Regions from separate parts of the Homo sapiens genome. Here region 1 is linked to region 2. Evidence: chromatin loops called from intact Hi-C (ENCODE). Cell type or tissue: chondrocyte. All regions are shown on one strand. Each heading gives the region's core, and the rest is flanking DNA. Links, peaks and the distances in the headings are about the cores only.

What was found. A loop is a pair of places that touch in the nucleus more often than their neighbours do. Peaks named below come from ENCODE experiments on the same cell type or tissue, not always from the same donor. Only the 100,000 strongest peaks of a DNase experiment are listed, where the experiment ranks them.
Region 1: it touches region 2 in a loop (7-fold over the local background); 21 of 110 quality-filtered maps call a loop at or near these places.

The regions. Positions count from the first base shown.
Region 1 is chr2:66,421,576-66,432,570 of GRCh38, forward strand. It overlaps MEIS1-AS3 (MEIS1 antisense RNA 3), which reads right to left. Exons shown (of 4, transcript NR_046438.2): 2 at 10,356-10,435; 3 at 10,245-10,263; 4 at 1,767-5,587. Among named protein-coding and RNA genes, the nearest start is that of MEIS1-AS3, 6.4 kb to the right of the region's middle. In chondrocyte, for the core only: a CTCF peak has its summit at 2,050; DNase peaks (open chromatin) are centred at 4,976 and 5,279.
Region 2 is chr2:65,715,656-65,726,650 of GRCh38, forward strand. It overlaps LOC105369167 (a long non-coding RNA gene), which reads left to right and starts at 9,677. Exons shown (of 3, transcript XR_940196.2): 1 at 9,677-10,110; 2 at 10,925-10,967. In chondrocyte, for the core only: a CTCF peak has its summit at 6,568; no DNase peak of the experiment used is centred there.

The sequences.
Region 1 (10,995 bases), core at 1,899-6,898, 700 kb after region 2:
TGGCTCATATATGGCTTTATAGATGTCTTTAAGACCACTTGCTGCTCCCTGGAATGATTCTAATATAGGAGGTACATTAGAGAGAGTGCCGTAAGAATAGCCTATATTAAAAAGAACTAGGTATGTAGCTTTTAAAGTGTGCCCATTTAGAATTATTGGAGTGGAAAGATTTTGATAAACTGAAACTTAAAAAGTGATAGGCCAAAAAAAATGCTGACTAATACCAGCAATAGGAGTATACATTTTTAGAAAGTGTTTTTAATCAACTCCCCAGTATGGGGTTAATCAACTGTGTCAGCAGAACTAAATTACAGACTCATAGGAAAGGAAAGAGAAAATAAAAAGAAGACAATTTTGGAGCAATTCAAACTAATTCCTTCCTGGAGTAAAAAGCTAAAAGCACTGAGGAAGGCTTATTGGTTGAACTCCTGAACAAATAAGCCCTAAGCACCTAACGGGTTAAGAATATCCAAAAATATATAGTACTTTTTGGTCTAAATTAGGCTAGAATTTTTAAAGGATGCTAGCCAACTGTCAAAGAAATGCAAAAGTGCAAAATTAAAGAGCGTTAAATACTCAAGGAGAAAAAAGGTAGCTACCAGATACAGAATCATAAGTCAGGAAAGCGGCTGTGGGCACTTGGTTCTTACCAGGTCAGGAGAGCAGTTGGTCTCATTGAGCCAACAATTGCCAGTAGTGTGATATTGCTGAAATTTTAAATATGACTGAGTTTGACCTTCAAAGCAGTAGCTGGTTCCAGAGCATTTGAAGTTCATCCACACTCTACATTGTGCTTGGATATTGACTGAGAATCAGGATAAAGTGACAGTTATTAAAAGAGCCATAACTCTCTATTTTCAACTTTGTGAATTTCAAGTTCTTAAGCATCCTGGTCATGCTAAGCAATGCCTTAGCATGCTTAGGCAGTAGGGAAAGTGCCTCCAAAAGTTAGACAACTTTTGTTGTCTGGCCAGTGGAGACGGGACTAAGTGTTTTAACTTCTAAAACACCAACAAATATCCAGACAAAATTTAATGGTACCAAAAAAAATCCTGTGCTTTTGACATCTTTCTGTTTACTTTAGTTCTTTCAGGTATATCTTTCAACGAAAATCTAAGTTGTCATTTTCAGACTTAAAGATCCATATGTGGAGTTTACAGTGCCTGAAGGTATTAAGGAATTCTTCTGACAATTTCCCTGTCGGGAGGATCTCAAAGAAGCGGGGAATTGAGAGTGAATGAATTTTTTTTTTAAGTCCAAAGTAAAGTTTTTATGTTTTTATTCCCTGGAATATAAAACACAGATTTCAATGTTTTGAAGGTTTTTATGAGAAATTATTGCCATTTTTTAATTGAATCTGGTATATTTTTCAAAAATTGCCTGTTATAATAAATTCAGGCCTTAGAAATATCTAAAACTGTAGCAATTACATTTCAAAATGCTGTCGTGTAAAATAGAGACTTCATAGAATTTACTGATAGCAACAAGTATGGCAGTTACAGAAGTTTTACGAGACACAATTCCACTTTAAATGACAATGCTGAATTGCAAAACTAATTTCTTCCTAAAATTAGGGTTCATTGTTTCCTATTCATTAGTGTTCATTTCTTGATATCCTGAATAGTTCTGCTCTCCGTGGTCTTTGCGTGATAGTTGTTGAAAGGACTTAGTCATGCTGATATATAAAGTTAAAACTGTTCAGAACACAGCATATGCTTCCCAAAGTGGGATAAAGACGACTTAAGAGCATATACACAAGCAAACCATTTGAAATATTTTAGTGTATTTATTGTAGTCTGCATTAGGAAAATATACAAAAGAAATCGTAACTACAATAAAATGTCTCATTTGAAAACACATTACTATGTTTTATTTTAGATGAGACTGTTTTTTAGAAAATAGTAATTCAGGGGGCATTAGAACAAGACAAAAACAAGTAAACAGAAAGATGTCAAAAGCACAAGATTATTTTTTGTTACCATTATATTTTGTCTGGACAACTTAATCCTTTTCCTACTGGCCACTGTGTGTAATTGGTTGTAGTTGAGTCAGGGAAACATTGCTTTTGGATAACTCTCCAACCAAATTCCAAAACATCAACCTCCTTCAAATTTACTCTAAAATAAGTATGATGTGTTAACAGTAAAATTTTTTGCTTGTTATGAAGCTATGCGTTTTCTGCCCAATTTTGTAATACAAAATCATTAAATATCAGAATCAAAAGTGTATTTAGAGATCAAAATACTGTAAGCAATTCATTTTGCAGGTGATTAAGTTCTTCTCACTCAATCAGCCCATCAGTGACTAAGCTAAAATTTGAACCCAAGTATCCTAATTCTCTCTGCCTCTCTTTCTCACTGCCACTATTGGGAAATCTTGACTGGGAACATTTGGATGTGCAAACAGTGTTTTCTAATAGAACCAATTTCCAAACTCATTCTTCAGTTTTAGCCTGTAATGACCAAATACATGCAAATTAAATAGCTTTCAAAAGTCTGGGTTCCTCAAAAGATTTTTTACTGAAAGACATGTGAATCAATAAGCACCTTTAAAATGCAACAGGCTTATCATAAAAGCTAGGCTAGGACATAGACTATAACCAAAGTTTAAGCCTCGAAGAATATTATTAGGTTATTTTTTGTTAATATTCCATGAGTTTTAAAACAACAGTAAACTTCACAGAGTTTTTTAAAAACAAAATAAACTGCAGATTACCAGTCTGCAAACAAGTATTCTATACCAAACTCTCAAATCAAGACAAAATTCAAGGTAACAAAAAAAATTAGAATAAAGCTAAAAATAATTAGGGCATGGTGAGAAGAGGATAAGTAACTAATTTGTTTTAGGAGCAAAATTATTTGAAGCTAAAAATAAAAATATTTCAGGAAGTGCCAACTCAATTCATTTTGCCCGGAAAAGATACCGGATATTCTTGCAAAGAGTATGGTAGCCTGGGTTGCAAAGGGGTTCGGGGAAGCAGGAGTAAAATGCTGTTTTTGTGAACCTGATACCTAAACATCCCAGTGGGGTATTGTGCCTGTTTAGACTCCAAGAAGCTGCTTTTCACATCCTTAAAAGACAGGCTGCCCAAGAGAGACAGGGTTAGAGGGGATGCTGTTTTTAATCCTGGAGTAAATAAGGCCTTCAATGTCCTACCCCTGCCCTAAGTGACCTGAGCCAGTTCTCTGCTTAGGGTCACTTAGTCACAGGAAGTTGATGCAAAAGGCCTGTGGTGGTTGTTGTTTGCCTTGTTTTGTTTTGTTTTGTTTTGCTTTATTTTGGAGAAGTAGCTGGTTGGAGATGAGCAAGGCCTAGAAGATTCCAGCACTTTCACCACCAAATACAGGTTCTCCCTGCTGTTTCATTTCTTCAAGCTCCCTACCTGGAGGGGTCTTCTGCATAGCGGTACAACCTCCTGCCTTGTGTTTCCCTGAAGGGGCTCGGTGATGGAGTCAGGGATGGAGCAGGGAAGGAGGAAGGATGGCGCCAACGCCCAGCCCCCCCACACTTGCACACTCACACACTGCCATCACACACCCATCTGCTTCTGACAGAAGACAAGCTCTGACTTTTGGTCTTCTTAGGAAATAAGAAGAGTAAAAAATGTTTCTTCCGTAGTTGTGATGTTTTTCGTAGTTCAGGGTGTGTGTGTGTGTGTATGTATGTGTGTGTGTGTGTGTGTGTATAAAACCATCTTGAGGCATACAGAAAAGAAAAGGAGAGAAGAAATTGGATACTTCACTTAACCTATCTGGGTCTCAGCTTGCTTATCTGTGCAATGGAAAAGTAGAACTAAATGCCTTGATTTAACACCCTTATCTACGGTGGGGAAGGAGCTGTGAAAAGTGGTCCCTAGGCAGAGTAATCACAGCCCCCTACCCAGTGGATGATGACTCCCACTGCCTAGAGCAGGACAGTCATTTACGGGATCACCTAAGGGACATTTTGAAAGAGGATGTGTTTGCCTCTGGCCTCAATTGTCACCGGAACGCGCGCGCGCGCGCGCGCACACACACACACACACACACACATTTTCCCCACAGGGATTGTTTGCCTATGTGAACAAGTGGAAGCAGAAATCGCTCTTCCGAATTATTTAGGAAAGCCAACACGCAATTATGCAAAAGTCTAGATAAGGTTCTCCGAAGCAGAAAGCAGCAGCGCGGGACGCGGGTTTCCCCTTCTCTGGCGAGTACCAGTGCTGGGAGGCTGTTTATCTGTGTCCTGGTGCTGGGACAGGACGCAATCCAATTCCAGCTCTCGGTCGGTTCTGCCGCTCTGTCCCCGGTTCTGCAGCGCACTCTCTTACTCCCTCTCTCAGTAGTGTCCCCGGCTGTCTCCTTTCCTCCGTCTCCCGGTCCTCTCCCAGCGTCACCCCTCACTACCTATACCCCCGCGCCCTACCCCCACCTGGGGCGCTGGGTTCCACGCCTCCTCAAGAGGTGTGAGCGCCCGCGCTGGGCGCCCGTAGCGCGGCCCTCCTGTGTCCCCACTTCCACCCGGCGGCCGCTGGAAGCCGGGAGAAGGAACGGCACCAATCCCCTCACGCTTCTCCCAGGACGTCTGATCCCATTAGCGCACCTGAAATCACAACCTTGGCCACAAATGCGCGCTTGTTGCGACCCCTCCGAGTGGGCCGCCGTGCCGCAGGAGCCACTCTGGGGCCGGGGTCCCCAACCTCTCCCCCCTGCAAGTCCTAAAAGGAATCGTAGAGCAATTGATCTCGGAGGAGATGAGCGCACCCCGGGGCTCATTGCTGCCCCTGAGGAAGAGCCGTCCAGGAACGGAGGCGAGAAGCTTCCAGAATTAGGCCAAGAGGCAGGTGGCGGGGTGATCCGGCGTCCCCGAGTCCAGCTGGGGAGAAAGGCGCCCTCGGATGCTCAGCCCCAAAGCAGCAGAAGACAGAAGCCGGTGCGCCATCGTCGCTGCGCCCCAGTCCGCGGGTCCTCGCGCTCCTGCTCCGGCTCCCGGGCTGCCACCCACCGCTGCCCAAGCCTGACCAACTCCCAACTCCCTCCGGCACAGGCTGAGGCGACCCCCAAAGAGAAAAATAGGATCGCAGTCAAAACTGGCGGGGATGGGGCACACTGGTGGGAGAGGGGACCTTTTCACCTTTTGCTCTTCCCAGGGGACACAGTCCCCCAAACCTACGTCCCTGCGCCAAACCAGGTGCGAGCAAACTCCGCGGACCCCGCAGCTGGAAGTGCATCCTGCCGGGACCCCCACCCGACCCAGGGAGTCAGCGCGCCCCAGGGTGCAGGCAGGCCCAGGGCTCTGGGTGGCTCAGGGCACGGGGACCGGATCGCGCTGCAGAACACCGCCGGGACCCGGCACCCGGACGCGCAAGGGCGACAGGGCAGCCCTGCTGTAAGGACTGTGCCATGAGAGGTTCTCATTCGGTAAACAGTGGCCCTCCCAGAAGTGGCCGCCGACCTGCCAGTCAATGAAGTTATCCTCCGGGAGCTGGGAAGAAGGGGCGCCTCGCGGGGCTGTGGGCTCGGTTGCGAACCGATGTGTTTGTGGCTTATAAGTTTATTTCTCCCACTAGTTACCAGTGTTCAAATTGGCCCTTTCTCGCATAAATCGCCTGGAAAAAAAAAAATGATGTTTAGCTAGCATAGCCATATTCTGACGTTAATTTTTTTAAAAGGACAAAGAAAGATGATATTTGTTTTTCATTTTTAAATAAGGGCACAGAAAAGCACGTTTTCAGATATTCACAAGTGAATAACTACTCAGCAGGCGTCCTTCAGCTTCCTCTTGTTCTTTGCTCCTTTATGTTTTTGACGCTGCTAGAATTCTTTCTGCGCCGCAGGAAGCCTTCGATGTTTTCCTTATTCATTAGATAGCTCAATGAAATGTTAAAATATTTATTTTTGAATAATCAGTAAGATTTTTGCCTGAAGGTTTTCACAAAATATGCCCCTTTATCCAGTCGAACATGGATGCTAAGCATGGCCAGTGTGACTCATCCTGTTGCTTCAAAGGTAAATGTTTGCTATTAGTGACTAGAGCACGTTCGCCAGACCTCTTCCAGCACTCAGTACTTCAACTATTAGTTTAGAATATATCAAACGTGTATGCACTTGTGATTAGTTCCTGGAAGAATTTTCTACATTTTCAAGCTATTGTTATGAGGATTTTTTTTTCTTTTTGGTTGGTTTTCTGATCTAGACCAAACAGCATCTCAAAAAATGACTCCAAACAGCATCTCATAAAATAATAACCTTTCACAGTTCAGTGGTTTATACTAAAGTTTAAAAGACACCCACCACCAACACCTCCATTTATATAGAACAACTGAGGCTCTAATACAGCAGTGCAAGCAATCTCGCTGCTTTAAGTAGCCAATGTCAGTTCAGATTCTCTTGATGTATCTATATTTAATCCAATATTTTAAAGTCATTCTGACATAGTGCCACATCGAAATGTATATTGAAGTAGATCATTGAAATATATTTATGCACAATAAAATGTCCTAAAGCTGTCTCCTTTTCACTATTAGGTTTTTATTAAAAGACGCCCTAATACCTAGTCAAGTGCTGGCAAGTTTTATTAAAATGCGATAAGGAGTTTTAACTTCAGAAAAGCACATGAACAATTTTAAAAGTGCTTGCACCAAAGTCTATGTCTCTTGGACAAAATCAGCTTGACTTCTCCATGTATGTGTATGTGTGTGTGTGTGTGTCTATACACACATAGATACATATACAGATATATATTTGGGGGGCATTGGGCTTATTTGTTTCTTAAATCACAAAATCACTTCTCTATGGTAACAGTGATTACTTCAGAAACTGTCACTGTCGAACAGAGGTCAAAGTTAGCTTCATGCTTTTTTTTTTTTTTTTTTACAAAGCTTCCACAATGCTAGAGATCTATAAATGTTTTCTTTTTTAAATCACAACCAAAATGTGCACAATGTTTCTTAATGTTTAAGAGAACATCAAATGGTCTCTGCCATATGAAGTTGTCTGACTGTGAATTTCACCCACACTTTCTAACACTTGTGCTCTCCAAGTGAAAACACTGAAGTTTTACATTTTCATCCCAAATTGCCAAAAGGGAACTGCACTAAAACTTTTATAATTACCAGTGTCATTTCCCCTCTCCTAAAGGGTTTTTTTTCTTGATTACCAATGTCACTTTCCAAATTCCAAGAACTGATTTGTACATGCTAGATTATCGAGGCAGTAGATAGATTTAACTTGACTGTCAAGCAAATTCATCCTCAGTGTCAAGCAACCACTACTGTTTTTTGTTTTTTGTTTTTGTTTTTGTTTTCAGAGTTGTTGAATCTGTCCTATCTTCCTTTCTTTTCCCAGGCTGTCTTCCCAAGTTTAGGCATATGGGTACACACACATGCACAGCTGTATTCAATGTAGGTTTTAGCCTTGTGCCTTAATCAAGTGTTTGAGCTATACACCTATGATTGATATCATATCCTATCTTTGGATTTGAAAAACATGGTTAGACCCCAAGACCTGTCCTATGAGTCTAAGTTGGGTACTGTGGTTTTCTCTTGTTAGTTACCAGCACCAAATCATACCCCCAACCACCACCTCCCACCCCCGTAAAACAAGATTAAAGTTTGTCATCAAGGCTGCAGTTTTTCTATTGTCCAGTAGACGGCACAAAAGATCAAGCCTTCAAATGCTAAACAATTCACCAAGGCTGCTGTGGTTTGAAGTGTATGTGTGTGATCTTCTTTAAAATAGCTAACCAGCCAGCATTGTATCTGTGAAGCAGTGAAGTACCTGAAAACTTAAGATAACTCACTAAAAGTTTTGAAACGTAATGATATAAAAAGGTTTTGCATATGTCAACAAAATGTTGCTTCAGAAAATACACTTTTAAATAACTTCAGAGAAAAATGTTATTTAGAAATTTATCATTTAAAAGTTATCTTTATAGAAATTAAAGTGAGAGAAATTACAGGGCATTTTATTTTTAATTAAAAATAAAGAAAGTATTTGCACCGTGAGACTTGAAGATTCTATAGCGGAACTTTGCATGATGCATCTATGTTTTTTACTACATTTAACATACAACTCAGTCCACAAAATTGAAGGTTGTATTTCAAATGCACTTACACATAAATGCATATATAATAGGTACTTGGGAAGGGGAATAAATTCTCTTGATGAAGTTTTGTGGGATAGCTTTTGGGGGATATTGGAGAATGAGGCCAGTAGAAACAACAGTTGGGACTTTGCCTCTTTCAGAGCAATGCATGACTTTGGCTAATATTTATATTTTACTAAAAGGCTTCTATTTCCTTTTCATTCTGCAGACACTCCTTATGTAGCAGTTTGGGGGGGAGGGTAAAGTGTGGGCTAATAACTCATTTCCCAGTTAATTTTATTAAGAATTTATAGCACTGTTTAGAAAGTTTTAAGACAACCATAAATTTTATTAGGAATACTTTATTAAGCCCTCCATTTAATTAATAAAAGACCTCTATAACTTCTGAAAATGTCAGAGCTAGTAATTATGTTAACCAGTGTAGTTTTTTCCCCCCTAGAGACCAAAGCATTTTAATGATTTGAAATAGAATAGTAAGGAAAGCACCTCCCTCTCACCCCCCATTTTTTTTCCCTAATTTTTGCATCATCCAGTCAGAATATAGTAACTTAGGTATTTTCCCTGCAACCCTTGGAGAGCCTAAGCTGACCTCTAATTGACTTCTGAACTGGACCCAGACATTCTTTGTTTTCTGAAGCAAAATGCAGTAAACAAATCTTTCAGTCCTTATAGCCTGTAATGCTTTAGAGCACTTGATTAACATCCTCCCTAATCCTCTCAGTTAACCCCCTTTGATATCACCTAACCAGGTTTCCCCCTTTAATAGATCTCTCAATAGTTTATTTCACTTTTCTCACAGCCATTCATTAGCTTTGACTTCTTGGTGCCTTTCTCATATCACCTCCAGGCTCTTATCTCCAGCATTCCTCTATTATCTGTACTAGATTTCGAATCTATTTTCTTTAAACTATCTTTCCCTCCCTCCTCTTATTTCTGTTTTTTTGAAATGTCAATGCTAGTGAGGGGGAGAGATGCAGAGGATGAATGTTTTTGAAATACAAACGCCAAGCCTCCACACCACAGGACAACCTAAAAACCAATCACAGCATTTTAAGGGACATCTTAAAGTTTGGTGGCAAATGATAAACCCTTATCATTTTGTGAACACAGCTGCCAAACTCGATTGATTAACAGGCTTTTGTTTATTCTGGGCTGGCAAATACACACACGTTTTACCTTAAGAGGTGCCTCTTTAGTTTCTAAGGGTTTTGGAGCTGACTCATCAGTGTGACCTTTTGGGACAAAAGCCTAATTTAGGATATAGATCTTTCCAGAAGCACAATTCCTTATAGAACATAAAGTCAGGGGAGTTCTCCGAGACGACTTTACCAGCAGCTCAGAGGAGCACTGAGGGCTTGAAATGCCTCCATACAGGAGGGTGTAAACAATAGAGACCAAGGGCCCAGTCTGCCTCCTTTTGTCACCGTTCTCTATCTCTGGAAAGATGCTCTGAGATAAGAAGGATGAGAAGAGAACGGAAGGCCTGAATCGCAAGAGCTAGGGCCAAGTGCCAGAAGTTTTCACCAGGCCAAGTTTTTGCAAAATAAAAGTGCTATTGCCTTAAAAAAGCAAGTATCTGAAATAAGTTAGGAATAGGGGCTGTCAAAAAATGGGCATAAATATTGACAGTAGTTTACTAAGATACCTAGACCTGTCCCTTCATTTGTTTCCTTTTAATAGATGATTAATTGCTGCCCTGCTAAAGGAGTTTTTTTTTTTTTTATGGCTACTATATTGCAACTCTAGACATCCTCTGTGCAATTTCTCTCAGCAAGCCCCAACTGTAATAACTGTTTGCTAATTGTAAAATCCTTATCCAGAATGAGGTTTGGGCAAACAATTTGTACTACTGTAATTACATTGTAAAAGTGTTTAGTCCCTTGATTGTTCAGAATTAATTGTATAAAGGCCTAGAAGTTATATTAGGTTCACAGTTTAAAATGGAAAGACTGTGGGGGGGGGGAGGGGCACTTTTCAAAACTACTGAGTTGATTTTAAGTCCGCAAACTCAAACTATCTCATTCTTTAAGGAAAATTTGTGTGTAGGTAATTTAAAGTACATTTTTAAGGTAATCTGGCACATCATGGTTAAAGCATGCAGTCGTCTAGTCTTCCTCCTGCTTTGAAGATTTTGGTTATGTTTGCAAAGGGTGACTTACCTGAACCTTCTTTTCTCATCTGTGCTAGAAAACAAAAGAAAAAGATTACCGGAAAGCAACAATACAAAATAAATCCTGTTGTCAAATATATATATATATATATATACTGACCTTTTCCAAATTTGAAAACGTGGCCGCAGAGTTGTGGTAAATCCAAGCCCCGTTACCTCTTTGCCGAAGAACCCCTGAGGCTGTTAAAGACCACAGTCCTCTAAGCGTATTTCGCAATAAATTTCTCTCAGTTAAATTATACTTACACAATTTCCCTCGCAGTTCATTTAAGGATCATAAACGTAGGTGTGCCCTGTCGGTGTTTGGTTTGACCCCCACCTCCCACCCACGCATCTCCCTCCTACCCCCGAGTCGCGCAGATGCCTGGCGGGCCTGATGCGGGGACGATGATCACACCCCCGCGAGCAGCCATCGGAAGGCGCTCAGGTATACCCCGAAGTCGGCTGGGGTTCCGGGAAGGGGTCGCAGACTGCCGGCCCAGCTTAGTCCTTTCCCTAATCGGAAAAGGAGCGTGCTGCCTGGCCCAGCCAGCGCAGCCTCCCAAGGATTAAACAGAAATCGCCTTCCTGAGACGGGGAGGTTCCATCTTGGCCTGAAATTCTGCTTCCAAGTTCATGTTGTGGGGCCGGGGAGCGACGGTGAGGCGTGGGGTGGGGGGGTGGGGGGATGGGGGGAGGCCGGGAAGTGTAGGCAGAGGCATAAAGGCGCTGGTAATGCACCTGGCTGCCCACCCACTCCG
Region 2 (10,995 bases), core at 3,747-8,746:
GGTTTGCGTGGCTTTGATATTTTGGTCACTGTGAATGGTCCTTTAGAGTCTTTCTACTCAAAATGTGGTACTGTGACAAGCAGCATTAGAATCACCTGGGAGCTAATTGGAAATGCAGAATCTCTGCTCCACTCTGACCTATTTAATGATTGCATGCATTTTGTCAGTGATATGGTTTGGCTCTGTCCCCACCCAAATATCACCTTAAACTGTAATTCCCATAATCCCTATGGGTCAAGAGCCAGACCAGGTGGAGGTAATTGAATCATGGGGGTGGTTTCCTCCATGCTGTTCTTGCGATAATGAGTGAGTCTCGTGAGATCTGATGGTTTTATAAGCGTCTGGCATTTCCCCTACTTGCACTCATTCTCTCTCCTGCCGCACTGGGAAGAGGTGCTTTCTGCCATGATTGTAAGTTTCCTGAGGCCTCCGCAGCCATGTGGAACTGTGAGTCAATTAAACCTCTTTTCTTTATAAATTACCCAGTCTCAGGCATTTCTTAATAGCAGCATGAGAACAGACTAATGCAGTCACATTCATATAATAATCAAGTTTGAGAAGCACTGTGTTAGACTTTGACTGTGGCTAGGGTTGGAGTTATGAAGTAAAAGCATGTAGCCAGTGGGAATATCCACTTTGTAGATTTTCTAAACCTCAAGCCATCTTTTCTTTTTCATATTTTATTCCCGTTAGCCACTAGCACTTTAAAAAAGGATAACAAAAAAGAGCTAGAACTCATTCATTATAATATTGATTATTGGAGCACAGCATTCTTTAGGAACTGTAACAAAAATTGGCAATTATTTATAGAAATTGAATTTAGATCTTGAGGTCATTATCAAGATGACTCTAGGTGAATTTTCATGTTGAACTGCCAGCTTGCTATCTATTAAGTGCAAACTATTGGTCTCCTTGTGGCATAGTAGAGAGACAACTGGATTGAATACTCAAGCACCAACTCATCATCTGATGACGGGCAAGCAGTTTCACTTTGAGCTTGATTCCCCTGTTTGTTAAATGAGGAATTTGGAAGCAGATGATTCTAGGGTCTCCTCAAGAGCTGAATGTTTATAATTTGATGTGACTATGTGGAAGTCTGAGCAAGACATTCTGAATACATCGACTCACAGCTATTCCAGTGTCTGGAAACCAACCCCACACATAGGTTCTCCTGATGCTGTTTGACTAGTATCATCCCTAGTATTCATTTTACAGCAGTTTGGAAATTAGCTCATCACATGAGTTCCCAGGGATCAAGAAGCTGATCTTTGGGTGTGATGCAGGCATGTGCATGAATGCACATTTGTTGCCTATAGTCTAAGTTTTTATTCATGCTACACAGGGACTGGAGAGAATGAAGCAGCAGCATAAATAGGTTTTAATGTAAGGAAGAATATGAAACTCATGAATAGCAGAATGAAGCAAAACTCAACACACTCTTTGCTATAAATGAATATTTGAAATTTTTCCAACCCCTGGTGTGTTGTATGCTGTTATTGTTTTTTTTTTTTTTTAAACCACAATCTGTCTTTTATTTCTTTCTTTTTCTTCCTCAGTGTGTTTTATTCTGGTTTTCATTTGAAGGTTCACTTTGGGTTGTATGTGTGTACTGAAAATGTTAAGGTGATTATTTTTTGATGCAAATAGGCATGGTTTCAAGATTTAAAGAAGTGCTACTGAGAGAAGTCAGGCAGTTAAAGAAAAGCCTTTTCTGTTCTCTTATATTTGGAAAGCAATCCTGTTCAAGGGCTGTGTGGGGAAGAGATGACCTGGGAAGCACCTTCTCCTTGGGCAAATGATTTGCTCACTAATTCCTTCAAAGTTTCCTTTCCTATTTTCTTCTTTCTTAACACAAAACTGGATTTATTACCTACAATAGGTTCAAAACTAGAGATGCAGAGAGGAAAAAAGATATCATCCCAGCCCTTAAAGGCTCAGATCTAGCCAAGGAATGTGTAGTCTATAATTTCTGTCTCCACTGATAGCTCTCACTCCAAATGTTATTGTAATGTGAGCATATAAGAAAAGTCATAATGGTTATTTGAGAGCAATTTCATTTTCTGGTTACACAGTGTTTACTCAAATTCTTGTAGGGATGTGTGTGTGCAGGAGCATGTGTGTTGAGGGCTTTGAGTAACAGCTTAAGTGATATTAATAAAGCAGATTTCCCGTCTCTGAAGGAAGGCAAATTCTCAAGGCAAAGTATGACATATTCTGGTAAGTGAGTTTATGTCTAAAATTGAATATGTTATATATCCAGGGATCTTTTAGGGATCTTCCTGGGAAACTTCTGGCTCTTAAAGTCGATCTTTGTAGTTTCTCTGTGTTGTAATTTGGGGTGGCAAATTTTCTCTTGTCAAATTTTGCAGGCATAAGGCTGTGCTTTGTGGATACAAAAGTGTGCCAATTCTAAGGAAGTAGTTCTCAAGCCTTGGTGGGGAAAAAAATCACCCAGGGAACTTATTCACAATTCAGATGAGCCCCCTGGCTGCTTCTTCACACCCCAAATTCTGACATGGTAGGTAGGAGATGGGACCCAGGAACCTGCATTTAGAAAAGCTTCCCTCAAGTGTTTCTGATTTAGCAGGGCAGAAGACACACTTTGAGAACACTGGCATGGAATTTCTTCATTTGAATCACAGCTAGGCATAAGCCTGTATATGATATACTTTAAAAAGCATTTTAAAGTTCTTTTTTAAAAAAAATTTATTTATTTATTATTATTATACTTTAAGTTCTAGGGTACATGTACGCAAAGTGCAGGTTTGTTACATATGTGTACATGTGCCATGTTGGTGTGCTGCACCCATTAACTCGTCATTTACATTAGGTGTATCTCCTAATGCTATCCCTCCGCCCGCCCCCCACCTCACGACAGGCCCCAGTGTGTGATGTTCCCCTTCTTGTGTCCAAGTGTTCTCATTGTTCAATTCCCACATATGAGTGAGAATAAAAGCATTTTAAAATTCTTGATTGAAAGAATGTTATGCAAATTTATTCATTTCACAATCTGACAAATGAATAGAAGACCCATGAGGCTATCTTACATAATGTTCAAGAATTTAGGCTCTGCTGTCACGCATTTTATTTCCCATTCCTGTGCTTGCTGGAAGCATGGCCTTGGGTAAGTCACTTAACCTCTCTAAGCCTCAGTTTCCTCAGCTGTAAAATCAGGATAATAACAACAATCTAATCAGGCTGTTGTGAGGATTAAATGAAATAATTTATATCAAATGCTTAGCGCAGGACCTGACACAGAGTAAGTGCTCAATAAACTTTGGCTGACACTGCTATTAGTTTGTAATAGGAATAAAAAATTATAGTAAATAAGAGTGTATCCTTTCATTGCACAACTTTCTTCTTAGGTAACTGTGAGCACTTTACAGAGTCCCAAGTTAATCAGCACAGAATCCCTAGGAAACAGTCCAGGATTCTGTAGTTACTTTACACTGTCCCCTTTGAACTGCTTATGCCATTTTTGTGTTAAGTCCGGTTGGTAGTGGCTTTGCTTCATTGATTAGATGTATAAGCCTCTTCCACGCCTCAGCACATAGACTGATTTTACTCAGAAATGAGTCCAGGAAAGTGCATCTTCCTCTTCCCAGGAGTGCACACATTTTCTTTTGATGTGATTGTCATTTACTTGATAAACTGTCATTTACTTGATAATCCTCTCCAACAAGATGATCTCTTGCTGGAAAGCATTAATGCAATTAACAGTCATGGTTAGGAGACCATGGCTGGCATGGTCTCAGGTCAATAACTGCAGAGAACAGACGATTCTTGGAACGGTGGTGCCTCCTCTGGAGACACTTAGCGTTTCGATTTTGTTTAGGTGTCCATATGCTCATATAATTCTCCGGGAAGTGCATCTAGGTTTCACTTCAACCTAAAGCTTGAGATTTGCCTGATTTAACATGGTGTGTTTCCCAATGCTTTGCAAAATCCTAGCACAGTCTGGGCTTTTGGTTTTCTTATTGATTGAAATGCTAAAGTATTATCAGAATCATAAGAGATAAACAGACTTATTGTTACTTCTCTCTCACACTAAGCTCTCCTGCAGTGGCCCACAAACTGCGCATACTGGAATCACCTGGAGAACTCTGCTCAAACCCTAAGGTTCTGATTCAATTGGTCAGGGGGTTCACTTTGAGAATGGGACTTTGAAAGTCTCCTCAGGTGATTCTAAAACTCAGCCAAGATTGAGAACTTCTGCTTTACAGGGTGATTTCACACGCTCTCATCTTTGGATTTTTTTATATACATTGTTGTCTTGTCTGATACGTCAAACTCATCCCTCCAACCTCTTCTGCATAATTTGTGAATTTTCACAAATAGAACTTCAGAATAACCCTTGAGTAGTGGTTCTCAACTAGGGGTGATTTTGCCCCTTCAAGGACATTTGGCAGAGTCTGGAGACATTTTTGATTGCACCAGCCAGGGGTGTGCTACTGGCATCTAGTGGGTAGGGGCCATGGATGCCGCTAAATATCCTACAACATATAGGATAACCCCTACAACAAGGAAGCATTCTACCGCAAATGTCAATAGCACTGAGGTTGAGAAGCACTGCCTTAGCTTAGCCACTCTCATTTTACAAGTGGGAAAATGTGGTCCGGAGATGATAGCTTGATTTGCTCAAGGATTCATGTGTAATTATCAGCAGAATAAAATTTCTAACAATTGTAACATTATAGTGGAACCCTGCCCTTATTCTCCAACTCTCTCCCTTTTAACCTACTGCCCTAGGGACATTAGTTATTCTTCTTGTTTCCTTTCCCTCCTCAAATATCCCTAGGCTCTCAACAGTAGTTATTTGTTTTCTGTATTTTAGTATTTCAAATTTCTTGACTAAAAAACAGAAGCCAAGTCTACTTAAGCTAAATTGCATAGCCTAATAAGCATCACTTTTCTTTGCTCTAGGATGGCATTGTTGCAACTTGTTGCTAGGCCTGGTTTGTTTTGTGCTGATCAGCACCTCTGATTGGAAGTTATATAAATCTTTGGTTAATTTAAAAAATGGGCAAATGAGGTAAGTGTTACTTCATAAATCTAGTTTGGCGAGCAAAATGTTTCTAATTTAAGGACCCACAAAATGAAATTATAAAGGGGCTTCTTGGCGATGAAAAGAACGTCTCCCCAGGCCTTCTCTAGTGCAGTGTGTGTGTGTGTGTGTGTGTGTGTGTGTGTGTCTGTGTGTCTGTGTGTCCAAGCCCCCAGCTGCTTGGACAGAGTTTAGGAAGGTGATGGAGATTTTGAATTAAAGACCTGTGAGTCCACCTTTCTTCATTTATATGTTCCCTGAATACCTCTCATCTTAACCCCAGGAAAGTAATTAACTGGTTATTTCTGGAAGGTAGGATTTGGGATCATGCATGGCTAAAATGTATTTTTTTTAACTTCTTCTCTCTGTTTTTTTTTCCTGTGCACACATTTTTTTTAATAAAATGAAGCCATTTAATCAAATAATATAATTTTATTCTCAACATTCCGTGCACCATAATCTCTTGGGAGCTTAACAAATCGCTTGGGTACCATCTCCAGAGACTCTGATTGAGTTGGCTTGGGGGTGGGGTGGGGGCGTGGGGATGGGTAGCGTTTAGTGACTTCCCAGCTGATTCTTATGTGTGGCTAGAATTAAAAACTCCTGTCTCAGAGAGCAGTTCTCAAACTTGTCTGCATATTGCAATGTCCCGAAGAACTTCAGAACACCTGTGCCTGGGACCACCATAGAGGTTCTGATTTAATTGGTCTGGGGGTGCTGACTGGGTTTTGGGTGTGTTAAGATTTCCCCAGGTGATTCTGAAATGGAAGGGCTGGGTAGTATCTCTGAAGAGTTTTTTGGGGGAGTTCTTAATGTTGCTGTCTTACTAAGGAGGTGTACCAACCTGCCCCTGCTTTCTGTTAAATGAGAGTTAATAAGGTGGGATTGCTCTAAACCTTGAGCACAACTGATCATAATGCTAGAAACAATAGTCCCTCCTCCTCAGGGTGAAATAACAATGTTACAGGGACACCAATTATGAAGATAGGTTGTGTTTTTAATTGTTGAGAAAATGATGAGCTTGAAGGAGATTTTGCTTATTAAGACTGCTTTACCTTTATAAATGACTGTAAGTAGATTCATCAAGAATTGGGAGCTGCCTTGAGCTACAAACAAGCCTATGCAATAGGTACTAATAGTTGTTTTTAGCCTCCAGTTATTTTTGTCTTTTCTTTTTGCCTTTTTAAAAAGAGGGTGGGAGTGAAGAGGGCTCCCTATACTTCTGTCTTAACAGACTGTCACTATGATGATGTCCAAGTTGAATTCTGAATTTTCTTTGGTTAGACTAGCCCTGTAGCTTTTTAGAATTATTTAAAAGGGCTGCCTTCTTTGTTACAACAAAAAGTCTTCTTGGAGGTGTGAGCGGTTGAGCTCCCCCAGTGTGGTGGGTGCTAGGAAGGGCCTCTGGGGCGAGGTCTGCAGGTGGGCTCTTTAGCAGTGAGGCTGCAGCGAGACAGGACCCTGGGTCTGGAGAGCTTTCCAGCTCCAGCCAAGTCTGGCTTCCTACTTCTCCACAGAAGCCACTTGGGAGCAGTGTGGCCTTGCCTATGAGGGAGGCTCAGGGAACCTTCCTGGAACTGACCGGCACAGCCAGGGAGCCTGGAGCCCCTGCCTGATGACAAGTGAAATATTTCACAGAATATAAATCTTTCCTCTTGCAAATGCTCCTTTGGTGAGAAATCAGACAGCAGGTAAGAATTGGGCAGAATCCTTGTCCCAGCAAATAAAATGAAAGGATAGAGCCTCCCATCTTTGTTCTGTGATATGATAGTATGAAGTTTGTGGAAAAGAAGATTTCCTGCTTATGATGGGTCCATTGATCATAACAGGCTCCTGAATGGGAGACAATGGTATCTCCCTTTATCTCACTGACAATAGAAAGAGGTGCGGGGAGAGGGGGAAGGACAGAGAAAGAGAGAGAGAGAGAGAGAGGCTCCCATCAGCCTGATGTGATGATATTTCACCCTGTGACTGTTTCCAGGTTGTAAGCTCTTCTGACAAAAGTCAAACAGAAGAACAAATGACTAAGGCCTTTTCAGTCTAGTTCTTGTAAGCAACTGTATGAACTTTGCAATGTTATGCTTGTTCTAGGTCTTTGAATTAGACCCTTTACCATGCACACTTCTCACATCAAAGAAGACCATATATAAAGTAGTATTTTGCAGTATTATTATGACATGTCTGTGACTGTGTGATTAGCATTGTATCCACATTTTTGGCCCTCTTTACTTTTTCAGGCTTTTAAGATTTACTTAGAAAGGGAGAGAAGAAAGGATATACAGGGAGCTGGGGGTAAAAGTCAAGGGAGCAGTTGGGAAGAGACACAGGAAAGGGAGAAGAATGAGATGACTAGAGGATTCTCCTCCAATTTGCCAAGGTCATAGGGAAGCAGGAGTTGAAGTGTAAGCCTTGTAACTTGATTTTTTGGCTAGCTGTGAACTACCTCTCAGGTAACACCCTTTTCCAGGTATTATCTAATGCCAACATTTGCTCAATTTCATTGCAGTCATCAATCCTTTGCTGAGAATAAACCCAACTTTGGAAGGAGAGTAGGAGGAGTTGTCAGATGGGAGAACAAACAGATCCCACTGGAAGCTTCAGCTTCTCCCTAAAAGCAGGAGTAGATAAGGACCCCTCACTGCCATTTTTACTGTCCTGCATCTGAGGTGGATTTCCAGAGTTTCTGAGATGCATCCAGATCCTGACAATTCGAGGCTCATGGCCAGATTGGACCCAGCACACAAGCTTGCCTATCTCCTCTGCTGTCCCTTCCTCTGAAGATTAGAACCAGCCAGTGCCAGGTGTGCCAACCAAGATGTGTCCTTTCTTGGTGCTCTTGGGAGCTTCTTACACCCCAGGCTAGAGGGTGCCCCTTTGGTCCTAGGGGTGATCTGGTATCTCTCTTGCTTTTGGGATTCTGAGGGGTCCTGACCTCTCTGGGGCAAAATGGAGATTTCTAATCATGTGCTATCTGAATTTAACCTAAAAGTCAGTAAGCCACCACCCCAGCTGTTTCTTCAATGAATCCCTAGGGAGACATGGAAGCAAACAAATTTGGGCTCCATAACTTTGACTAATAAAGGTCAAAAGTCAACTGAAACCAGACTTACAAGAAAGTGCTTCATCATAGGGGTGAGATTCAGGACTTCCATGACAAACTGTTAGGGGCTCTACAAAAACCATGAAACAAGAGCTTGTCCTGGGAACACAGGTTATACATAAATAACCCATTATATATTATGAAACAGAAAGTTCTTCAGGTAAACAGACGGAAGCCAGTACGGTTGGCACAGTGTCTTTGTCCATCGCTTGGTATGGCAGGATTTATAGCGATTCCATCCTTGAGCATGGAGTGATAATGGAGCCCATGATAAATATGCAAGGCACAGTGCTAAGTGCCTTAGGTATATTTTCCCATTTAATCCTCGTAACAACCTTATGAAGTAGGTACTATTACAACTCTATTATGCAGAAAACACTTTGCTCAGAGAGGTTAAGTCATGTGTGCAGGCTTGGCTGGATGGAAGGTGGAGGAGCCTCCAGAGCTCATATTCTTACTGTTCTCCCCTTTAGAGGTTCTTTGCTACTACTGTGGGGGTGGAGGGGATGTTCCAAGGTGTTGAGCCTCATGGATTTTCCTACTACAGGTTAATGGATGTGAGAATAAAATCCTCCCTTTCATTTAGATTAACTGTGCCAACAAATTAATTGGGAGACCACGAGGCTGAGAGACTCCAACTCTTAAAATGTGCTAGGTGAAATGAACAACTCCTTCTTGACTTCACTGTAGTTGCTTTAAATAGCAATGTTGAATCTTCACGTGGGACTTTGAGTCATGGCTTTGGACCAACTTCCTCTTGAAAGTAAGTTGAGAAATCTACAATTCCTAGATAGATGAACAAACTAAATATCCCCTGTACTCTGACAAACAAACAATCATTTACAAAACCAACAAAACTGCAGTAGGGTTTTCTCATTTTGTAGGGGAATATTTTAAGGACTGTTTCTCTACTTACCTTGAAAATTATGGGCATGTTCACCTGGGATTTGGGCAACAAGGTCCTCAGCGGCACCATCGCTGAATGACCAGACTTGATGGCAGGGCAGTTTGAAAGGTGATGCAGGAAACAGCACAGTAGCGTGGAAAATCTGGCTCTGGCTGTGACACCAATCCATCCCATGACTTGAACTAGCCCCCATCACCTTCCCTCAGCTTGCTTCACTGGCTTGGGATGGGAAGAAGAACACCTGCCCTCCCACCTTGCTGATCATAGGCGTTCCTGGAGAACATGTCAAATAATGAAGGTCCACATGCAACTTGTATATTGTGTGACTCATTTTGCTCATTGTAAATACTTGACTCACACTTTCTAGATGCCAGGTACTGTGCTTTATTTTAACTCATTTAATTCTTACAACAGTCCCACAAGGAGAGATTACTTTTATCTGGATTTTGCAGATGAGAAGATGAAGGCACATAGGAAGCAATTTGCTCAGGGTCACTTACAAATAGCACATTGTGTGATATTGTAATACAATGAGAAATATATTTTTAGTCTTTGTCTCTAGTTCCTGAAAGAGAGCTCCTGAAACTCTTGTGCTTTCCTGAGTGATAGGGGTGAAAGGAGCATCTTTTGTTATTCATGATAAGCCATTTTCAAACATACCTGAGTTATATAATGCTAATAATGCTAATAAGGTAACTCTTGGTGAGCCTCAAGATAATCTCGGAATGGGGGCTGGTTGCTAGAGGAACCAATCACTTGATTAGAGAATTGGAATTTTCAGTCCCTCACCCTGACTTCTGGAGAGGGAGAGGGATGGAGATTGAATTCAATCACCAATGGCCAATGATTTAATCAACCATGCCTGTGTCATGGAACACAGGAAACCTAAACAACATAAAAATCCTTAACAACAGGGTTTGGTGAGCTTCTGGATTGGTGAACACATTGAGGTGGTAGAAGGCTAGAGTTCAGGAGATGACATGGGAAGACATGGAAGCTTTGTGTCCCTTCCCATATACCTTGCTCTCTGCATCTCTTCCATTTGGCTCCTCCTGAGTTGTATCCTTTTGTAAAAAACCAGTATTAGTCACTAAACTGCTTTCCTGAATCCTATGAGCTGTTCTTTCAATTTATCAAACCTGAGAAGGGTTCAAAAAAACCCCCAGCTTATAGCTGGTTGGTCAGAAGTATGGGAAGCTTGGGACTTGTGATTAGCATCTGATATGGGGGCTGTCTTATGGGACTGAGGCCTTGTGGGATCTGATGCTAACTCCACATAGATAGCATTAGAAAATGGAATTAAATTGTAGGATTGAATTAAATTGTAGTTGGTGTCTGGGGAGTTGAAAATTAGTTGTTGGTGTGGAAAAACCCACACACTTGGCGTCAGAAGTGTTGTGAGTATAAACAGATTGTAGTAACATGGTACAGCCAGACTAAAACCCAGGCTGTCTGAACACAGTATGTTTCTAATAACTGCTGTAGTCCTCTATCTGACCTCCTTCAAAGTGTATTCAGTTTTGACGTATCTTTTTTCTTCCGGTGGTAGTGAGGGTTCTAATATTTCTGAATAAAGAGGTAATATGTTTGTGCAGCCTGAAGGAGGCCAGAACTACAGCTTAACTGTTGTGAGACCCTGTGGACTTCAGATTTCAGAATCTTGCCTTGTGGAAGATCATGGTTCAGTTTGAGGACTCTGATGTTTTTATTTTATTAGGTATTCCAAATGCACTACTGTTTTTTTCCCCTAGAGAATATTAAATTGTGTCCATATTGTATTTTTATAAATTGTAAAATTACTTCTGTAGCCACATCATTCATTTATATCATTAATATGTGACTTACAGTTGAGTTAGTGCCTCCTTGACAACAGTGATTATTGGCGTGCCTCTCAACATCCAGCAGAATGTGGGAATGTAAGTTACTCAGCACAAATCTTTTGAT